Linked DNA regions of Homo sapiens: region 1 is linked to region 2. The links are chromatin contacts, found by Hi-C or POLR2A ChIA-PET in ENCODE. All regions are on one chromosome and are shown on one strand. The core of a region is the stretch at or near the end of the contact, and the rest is flanking DNA. Distances in the headings are between cores, read along the strand shown.

Evidence for each region. Hi-C counts contacts between places; a loop is a spot of excess contacts on that map. ChIA-PET counts read pairs that join two places held with the same protein, here RNA polymerase II (POLR2A). Pooled maps may share reads with other maps.
Region 1: a loop to region 2 is called in a map of B cell, with 13 times the contacts of the local background. The contact joins the promoter of SYT7 here to the promoter of FTH1 in region 2. A Hi-C loop is called at or near these places in 2 of 168 maps with a recorded cell type or tissue (B cell and CD4-positive, alpha-beta T cell) and 8 of 50 pooled maps. POLR2A ChIA-PET finds 5 or more read pairs at or near these places in 2 of 52 experiments (MCF 10A and activated T-cell).

Annotation. Positions count from the first base shown.
Region 1 is chr11:61,579,804-61,584,368 of GRCh38, forward strand. It overlaps SYT7 (synaptotagmin 7), which reads right to left and starts at 1,273. Exons shown (of 13, transcript NM_001365809.2): 1 at 987-1,273. The coding sequence starts at 1,017. LOC105369331 (a long non-coding RNA gene) reads right to left here. Exons shown (of 5, transcript XR_950166.3): 3 at 3,870-3,949; 4 at 2,793-2,842; 5 at 1,603-2,190. RefSeq lists silencers at 1,294-1,383, 1,404-1,553, 1,564-1,723.
Region 2 is chr11:61,966,105-61,970,589 of GRCh38, forward strand. It overlaps FTH1 (ferritin heavy chain 1), which reads right to left and starts at 1,530. Exons shown (of 4, transcript NM_002032.3): 1 at 1,208-1,530. The coding sequence starts at 1,321. LOC399900 (a long non-coding RNA gene) reads left to right here and starts at 1,190. Exons shown (of 1, transcript NR_187560.1): 1 at 1,190-2,775. RefSeq lists silencers at 1,057-1,256, 1,527-1,876 and enhancers at 2,397-2,466, 2,587-2,636.

The sequences.
Region 1 (4,565 bases), core at 23-2,522, 390 kb before region 2:
ATCAGAGAGAAGCCCAGAAACAGACCCTGATGCCAGAACTGGCAGACTGGGGGTGCTGGGACTGGGTGGAGCACCCCAGGTGGGAGCGGGGATGGAGCCTGGGCAGGAGCTGCAGGGGACCTGCCTACAGGTGGGCACTGGGTGAGGAGGCATCAGGAGCCAAGGAGGAAATGGCAGAGCAATTTCCGAGGAAGACGGGAAGATTCTTCGGCTTTGGCTTAGAGGATACCAAGCAGACAGTGGGCTCCCAGGCCACTCCCCTGGCGGGCGAAGCAGAAGGCAAAGGAGTTCGGCCCTCCCCCACCCCAGGACGGGAGAGAGTTTGGGGTTGTTTGCTTCCCCCTCCCCAAACCTAGGAGAACATTCTCTTGGCACCCCCATTCTCATGAGCCCCTGCTCTCTTTCCCTTCAGGCACCCCCGTCTCACCCATCAACGCCCCTGCAGTTCCCCACCCCCCAGAACCTCCCTGCCCAGCTGCCGCACCAGATTCCCACTTGCCCCCTGGCACCCTCTCAATTCACAGTTGGCACTGCGATGCCACTCCGCTCCCCTGTGCCCGCAACCTTGGCCAAGAGCTGCCGGGATCCTCGCCCTGGGGTCCGCCAGCGCTGGCACCCCCGGGGCACCGGTGCTGGGGAGCCTCGGGTGCCTCTGAGGGCACTGCCCGGCTCCCACAGGGGCAGCGGCTCCTCGCTCCGCCACACACGTTGTCCTTGGGCTGTTGAGGGGTGGGGGAGAGGTCCTTGTGGGGACACTGCGAAGCCGGTCCCAGACATCCAGCCTGGCAGTGTCCAGACTGCGGGGGACCGGGGTCCGAGCCGCTGCCGCTCGATCCCGCGCCCCCGGGGCTGGGATGACCCCTGGGGGAGCCCGTGCGGCTCCGGGCGGACAACAGCCCCAGGCTGGGGCTCCGAGACGGCGTCCGGCGCTGCCGCTGTCCTGCCCGCCGGTGCGGGGCGCCCCAGCCCGCCGGGGCCGCGCTTACCTGGGCTGGCCGCCTCCGGGTCCCGGTACATGGTCCCCTCGTCGCCGGTTCCCTCCGGGCTCCTCAGAGCCGCCCGCGGCCGCGCGCTGCTCCGCCGCCGCCGCTGGGCATGGGGCCGGGCGACCCCCGGGGGCGGGTCCGAGGGCGGGGGCCGAGCGGGCTGCACCTAGCCGCGGAGCCGGGGAGCGGGGGCCGCCCGCCAGCCCTCCCGCCCGCCCGCGGAGCACGCTGCCGCCGCCGCCGAACAGCGCCGAGCCGCCTCCCTCCGGCCTGCGCGCCGCGTGTGCGCGCCGGAGCGTGTGTGTGTGTACGAGGCCGTGTGTATGTGTGTGTGTGAGCGCGTGTGTGAGCGCGCCCGGGGCACCGCCGGCGCCGCCCGCCAGCCGCCGAACGCCGCGGCCACAGCCACCGCCTGCGCCCGCTGCCGGCCGCGCGCCGCACTGCACCCGCGCCCGCCGCCGCCCGAAGCCGCCCCGAGGGCACGGCCGCCGCCCCGCGCCCCGCCCGCCTCGCAGTCCCCGCGGGGAGGGCCGCCGAGCCCCACGGCCGGGCTCGTCCGGCCAGGGGATCCGGCTCCGCTGCGCGACCCACCCCCAGCCCGTGCTCCCCCGATGGCCGCGGCCTGGCACCGGGCAGGGCCGCAGAGCCGGCCACCTCCTCCGAGGTGCCCTTTGGCTCCGATCCAAAAGGCGTGGAGATCCACTCCGGGTTTTCCGCTTGCTGGCGGCTCGAGGGCGTCAGCTCCGGACTCAACACCGCGGCGGTCCGGGGCAGACGGACTGGTGTGTGCAAAAACCAGGAGTGGAATTTTTGGCAGCGCTGAGCCTGGGTCCGCCAGTCCGGTCTTTCTGCAAGCTCGCACACAGGTGGAGCCGAAAGGGCTAAGATCCCTGCCCTCGGTAGGAGGTTTGGCCTAGTGACCCTCCTCACCTAACCCAGCCCCACGAAAGAAGAAAATAGACTTTTCAGCCTCTGGCTATCCCTCTATAGCAGCAGCTCCTCCTCTGATCCTCCCCTCTATTCCTTGACCCTAGCACTTCGGAGGGTAGGAAGGAAATCCCTCCTTCTCCTTCCAACCCTGGACCTCTCTTGGTCCCCTCTGCCTCTCTGCCGGCTCAGCACAGTCTAAATCAGGTGAACACTCATTTCTCTACAGAATTTGGATGATTTGATTCTGGGGCAGGGAGGAGAAGAGACCTGTCTCCTAAGGATAAGAAAAACCCAGAAATGAACCATTAGTGGTATGGTAGGCACAGAGACCTCCCTGCACACACCTACACACGTAATCACCTACATACACACACACACACACACACACAGACATGATGCCCCCCACACACACACCCACACAGACATGCTGCCCACACAAAGAGACACATACACTGACGCTCCCCACAATACAGGTGCTGCCCCTACCCTTCACTGATGGGTCAGGTAAGAGGGCAAAATCCCTGGGTCTGTGGCAGCATCCTGCCCTCCCCTGTGCTGAGAATGCAGTTTGCAGGTGAGCCAGGCTTCCTAGAGTCAAGGATTATTATTTCCACCCTGAGAAATCCACTTTTGCTGGCTTTATACTGCACTACTCATGCCCAGCCACACCTCCACCTGCCCACAGTGTGGAAGGCAGCCAGGAACAACCCTCTATCTCAAGTCTCCCCGACACACACACAAACAGACCCCATCCCCTTGAAATCACATGGAGGCTATCCCCAACAACCACCACACACACACATACACACATACACATTCACCTCCACCTACAGCTTTTCCGGTTGAGAAAAAGATAAGGAAGTTCCCCCAGCAAACCTCCATGAAGACTGTTCCAGTGGAGAGCAGATTTCCTGGGAATGAATGTTCTACATAAAAATGGAAGGAAAAAAGGCATCGTAGGTTAAGGCCACAATTCCTCAGTGGCCAGAAATCTCAGCCCTCACCCTCTGGGGAAGGGCCATCCTATTCCATACACCTCACAGCTGTCTTCCCCCCACTCACCCAAGTACAGCCAAGAACCCAGGAGTTATCTACACTCTGCTTTGGGACCTGGCAAACCCCAGAAAGCTAAGCCAACAGGCTGGGACTGCAAGGTCTGCAACCTTGGCTCATTCCCCCACCCACCCCAGCTGCCTCTCTCATTACCCTAGTAAAGAGTAAACAGGGGCTGGGTATGGTAGCTCACACCTGTAAGCCCAGCACTTTGGGATGACGGGGCGGGAAGATCACTTGAGCCCAGGAGTTGAGACCAGCCTGAGCAACATGGTGAGACCCCATATCTACAAAGAAAAAAAAAATTAGCCCAGTGTAGTGGTGCGCCCCTGGGGTCTCAGCTACTCGGGAGGCTGCGACGGGAGGATGGCTTAAACCCAGTAGTTTGAGGCTGCAGTGAGCCATGATTGCACCACTGCCCTCCAACCCGGGCAACAGAGTGAGCCCGGTCTCAAAAAAAAAAAGAGCAAATAGGGCACCCCTCACCCTCCCACAACAGATGGGCACACAGACAGGTTCCCTGCTGAGGAATCTCCCCACTCCAGATCCCTCCACCCATCAATCTGAAAGTCCAGAGAGGGAGAGCAGAATTCCTCATCACCACCACTCAACAGGTCTTTACTAAGCATCTAAAGTTTTTCAGAGTTGACAGAGAGGACATCTGAGAGATGCCCCAGGCTGCCCCTTGCAAGTGTCAGGTGATGAAGGCAAGGCCTCTAGAAGAGAAGGAACTGACCCAGGGAGCTAAAGGCCCCGGAGCCAGCACCCTGGGGAGCTGGTGAGAGAACCTGGAGTAAGAATCACTCTGGTTGAGACTCCCAGCCCTTTGCTAACCACTGTGGGATTCATGAGGAGACCCAGTGCTTGCTCCCATCTGAGGGCTTATAGCCTGTTTCTTACAAGAATACGAAGCCCAGTCTCATCCTCTCCTCACGGGCATTAGACGGTCCTTGTTCCAGGATGTCAGAGCTGGACAGCTCCTCAGACACACAAGAGAAACGCCATGAGATATAGTTGTGCAAACTGCGGCTCTGGGGCATTGGGAATCTTGGGTAGTTTTTAAATTCCTGCCTGCAGCATTGACACAGAAAAAGCTTTGAAGACACCCCTTCTCTGGGCCTCAGTCACTTTGTTTAGGGGACGCAGAGTCATGGGAAAGAGGAAAGAATACAGATTTATGTGGCGCTGCCATCATTGCTGTGTTTACCCTGGGCAGACACCTCTGGGCCTCAGTTTCCTTGTCTCTACAATGGGAATAATAACACCTATTTCCTTTGACTATTGTTAAGTTTAAGCATGGTGAAAAAATCAAATCACTTAAAATGATACTTGGGGGACTGGGCGCGGTGGCTCACGCCTGTAATCCCAGCACTTTGGGAGGCCGAGGCGGGCAGTTCACAAGGCCAGGAGTTCGAGACTAGCCTGACCAACATGGTGAAACTCCATCTCTACTAAAAAAAAAAAATACAAAAATTAGCCGGGCGTGGTGGCATGCGCCTGTAATCCTAGCTACTCAGGAGGCTGAGGCAGGAGAATCGCTTGAACCCGGGAGGTGGAGGTTGCAGTGAGCTGAGATTGTGCCACTGCACTCCAGCC
Region 2 (4,485 bases), core at 280-2,779:
TCTACTAAAAATAAAAAAAAATAGCTGGGCGTGGTGGCGTGCGCCTGTAATTCCAGCTACTCAGGAGCCTGAGGTAAGAGAATCACTTGAACCCAGGAGGCGGAGGCTGCAGTGAGCCGAGATCGCGCCACTGCACTCCAGCCTGGGCGACAGAGCGAGACTCTGTCTCTCACACACACACACAAATTAAAAACCCCCATGCAAGGTGGCAAATGTGGACAGTATGTTGATGTAAACATACTTTTATAATAGTTATATCACAAAAATTTGATTTTCAGTTTTAGACATTTGATGTAGTCAAGTGTTTGTGAAAGGCAGTGACAGTCACAGAAATACAGGCCTGTTTTCAAATCCATTTGGAACACATTTATTCTTGGGATAGTTTGGACAATCACAAGGCAATTCTAAGGAAGACTCCCACGACACTGCCTAAGACCAAGATTTGGGAAAACTGATTCCACTGATCACTGAAAAATTTCTTGCCCAGTAACTGTCGGTGGACTTTATCCAAGAACTGGGGGTTCAATTAGTAGGCCAAACTCCACACCTCTTACAGTAAGATACATAAAAGATAAATTAGGTCCCCTAGGCGCAAGGTCAGGTGACACTTCGGTGACTGCAGAAGGGGCGATTCCTAGAGATATGCTTCAAAGCAAGTGGGACTTAGAGATAAGCAGAGCCGAGAGGTGGATACGGCTGCTCGAGAGGGATCTACCCACAAGATAAGCCACCTCCCGCCAGCCCCCAAGGTTTGCTATTCGACACCGTTACCCAGCAGCTCCGCCACACACAGGCGGACGGGAGCTGGATACCTAAGCAAAAAACGCTGGCATTTAGGGCCAAATGCCGGAGGCAGAGGAAAAGATGGGAAAGCAAAACTCCACCTTCCTAACCGCAGGATTGATCACACAGGCTGGCAGTCTTGCAACCCCAGGATTTCAGGACACCAAGGTCTCCTTAAAAAAGAAGGGTGTGCAGAGGCGGCCCTGGCCTAGGAGGGAGCATTCTCAGGGTACAGCCGAGAAGAACCAGCTGCCCCGACTTTCTGCGCCAGAGAAGTCCTCGGAAACCTCGAGCAGCCTCCATTTTCCAGAAGGGCGCAGGGAGGCGGGAGAGCCCGCGGGTGGCCACACCCCCGGCCCGCCCCAGCGCGCGCCCCGGGAACCGCGCCCGGCCCCCGCCACCGCTTAGGCCCGCCCGCGCTCACCATGGACAGGTAAACGTAGGAGGCGTAGAGCTCCAGGTTGATCTGGCGGTTGATGGCGGCCTCTGAGTCCTGGTGGTAGTTCTGGCGCACCTGCGAGGTGGACGCGGTCGTCATGGCGGCGACTAAGGAGAGGCGGCGGCGGCGGCGGTGGCTGCGCGGCGCTGGAGCGGCGGCGGGGGCCTTGGGGCAGTCCGAGGGTGCGGTGAAGAGGTGACGGAGGGCTGGCTATGGGCGGCCGGCCGGGGTGGGGAACGAGCGCCGGGTTCCGTCCAAGCACTGTTGAAGCAGGAAACCCCGACGACTCTCGGCGAAGAACGTCTGGCCCTGCGGGTCGCTTGTGGTCTCTTATAGCCGCGTCGGCGTCAGGCCCGCCCCGGCCAATCAGCGCCGCCCGCCCCGAGCCCGCTCCTTCCGGTGGGCGCGGGACCCCGCCCCTGCTGTGGGGGAGGGGCGGCCGCTGGAGGCCCTCGCGCGCTCTGGCGGAGCTCGGGAGCGGGGACCGGTAGCCGACTGCCTCTGGGACAGCGGTGGCGTCTCTGTGCCCGTTTAGTGGAGTTGGAGGGAAGCTGCGAGGAGGCGCAGGAAGTCCACCTCAGAACCCCCCCCCCGGTCTAGGGGCGCCCGGGCGTTGGAACCGGCGGGGGAAGGGTGCGGGGGCGCATGGGGTGATCCTGATTCGGCTCCCATTTTCCCGAACGGGCACCCTGAGGCTCCTGGCCCGGGGCATGGTGTTAGAAATCATAGCTGCGGAGAAGCCCTTGTGACACCTTGCTGCAGATTGGGAAGCTGCAGATGATTGGGAAGGTGGAAGGTGGAGACGCGGTCCTTAGGTGGTCGAGCGCATTTTCTCTTCCTCAGAGTCCAGGAAGGAGCGCGATGGAGAAGTGGGGCGCACGGCGGGTTTCGGGTCCGCCCCTGCCCTTCCGACTCCTCCGACCACGTCTGCCTTTGGCTGAAAGCAAATATGGCTCCGTGTGCGGTTTCTGCAACAAAGGCTGGGCGGGCCGGGTTTCCCTAGGGATGGGGACCGCCTCCCCGGGGAGTCGTGGGGGTGAGCCACCGGGGCCTCCGAGAGAATCGCTGGTGTCGCTTCGCACCCAAGGGACACATCTCGGGTTAGAAAGGAGAAACGACGTGGATCTAAAGGCGAAGCCCATGCTGAGGACTTTTCAAAATGGCCTCTTATCGGCCCCACTCACAGGAGCTTCAGGCTTCGGTGGCCCTGTAGGACAACCCTGGGGTGTCATTGGAGAGAAGCTGACGGGGTTAATGGCGGGTGACAGGTGAAAGAGACCCCGGAGGGGTGGGGCCGGTGTGTGTGGCTAAGCTGAGTCCCAGGCACAGGGTGGATGTGAATTTATGGGTGGCAGAGCTAGAGCTAGGCCCTGCCCTTACCTAGGTCCTGGCTTCGAGGTCCACTGTTCTGTCGCGTCTTTTGACGCATCGGTGGAAGAACTGAATTTCAGGATGCTCACAAACCTGCAGCTGGAAGCTAGACTTCCAAACCTTAGTTTAAAAAAGCAACTCTACTGAAATACTAAAATAAATTGCCGACGGAATTAGGGTGATTTCTTGTTCACGGTTTCATTTAAAAATGCACCTATGTTATTTACAGGAAAAACGTTTTAGTGGTGCTAGAGCTACAAGAATAAGGTAAACAGAAGGATGCTGCTAGACCAGGAGTACCTTACCCAGTCTGGGATAGGAGGAGGTCGGGGAAGCCCTCCCTAAGCAAGACACGTGAGCTGAGTTTGAAGAAAAAGTTAAAAGGAAGGTGAAGTGCGGGAGAGAAACAGGGAAGGGAATTTGGAGCAGAGTGAACAGCATATGCAAAGGTGTGGAAATGTGGAAATGCATGGCCTGTTAAAGCTGCCTTAAGAAAATATGTTGCCTGGGGCTGGGCGCGGTGGCTCATGCCTGTAATCCCAGCATTTTGGGAGGCCGAGGCGGGCGGATCACTTGAGGTCGGAGTTGGAGATCAGCCTGGCTAACTAACATGGCTAAACCCTTCTCTACTGAAAATACAAAAATTAGCCGGGCGTGGTGGCATGCGCCTGTAATCCTAGCTATTCTGGAGGCTGAGGCAGGAGAATCGCTTGAACCTGGGAGGCGGAGGTTGCAGTGAGCCGAGATCGCGCCTTTGCACTCCAGCCTGGAAGACAAAACAAAACTCCGTCTCAAAAAAAAAAAAAAAAAAGAAAGAAAGAAAGAATGTTGGCCTGGAAAGTACAGTTTATGTTGGGGGATGCTGGTTAGGGTGGAGAATAGGGGCAAGATCGGGCAGGGTTGTGTTCCATAAAAAGAGGTTAAACTTGATCCTAGAGACAGCATAGAGACACCTCATTAGCTTTGTTTTTAGAAACCTTACACTGGGAATCTCTTAGGATAAGAGTATAGCAAAGTCACCATATATAGGATCCAAAGCTTTCCTTTATAACAGTAACCACCAGTTAGAAAATATGGGGAAAAAAGAATGGAAAAAAAAATGTTTTTCACTTACATTGACAACAAAAGCTTAAAGTACCTTGGAATAAAGTTAACAAGAAATATATAGAAAAAACTATAAATGCTTACTGCTGGACAAAAAATTCAAAAAGCCTAGCATAAATGAAGAGGTACCATATTCCCAAATGGTCGGTCAATCTTCATTCTGTAAAGATGTCAGTTTCCCCAAATAAGCATAAATTCACTGCAATTTCCATAAGAGGCAGTTTTTTGTTTTTGTTTTTCCTCAGCCATTACTGTCTCTGGGACAGTATTTTTTTTTTTTTTGAAACTTCACAAAATGATTCTAAAGTTCATTTGGAGGAGTCAGTGTGTTGATAGATTTGCATTTGGTGCTATAATAAAGGTACAGTAAAGTGCTATAAGCAGTATGGTACTGGCACAGGAAGAGATGACTAGATTAATGCAACAAAATAGTCCTGCCCCCCTATTATGAGAACTTGGTATATGCTAAACTGTTGTGTCACATTAGGGAAGAAAGAATGGGTTTAACAAATTATGTTGAAACAATTGACAGTCATGTGGAGAAAAGTGACTCACTCAGTATTTAAAAATACATTCCAGATAGATTAAAAATCCAAGCCTTAAAAAAAGTATAAAGTTTTGAGAAGAATATATACAAGATTATTTTTATAATTTTGGGGTAGGGAATGTTCTTCTGAGGCTGTCAGAAGCCGTAAAAGTACAGTTGGCAGGTTTGCCTATTTAAAAATGAAAAGCTGTAAGACAAAAGATGTTGTAAACAAGGTTAAAACAGAGATGACAAATTGGGA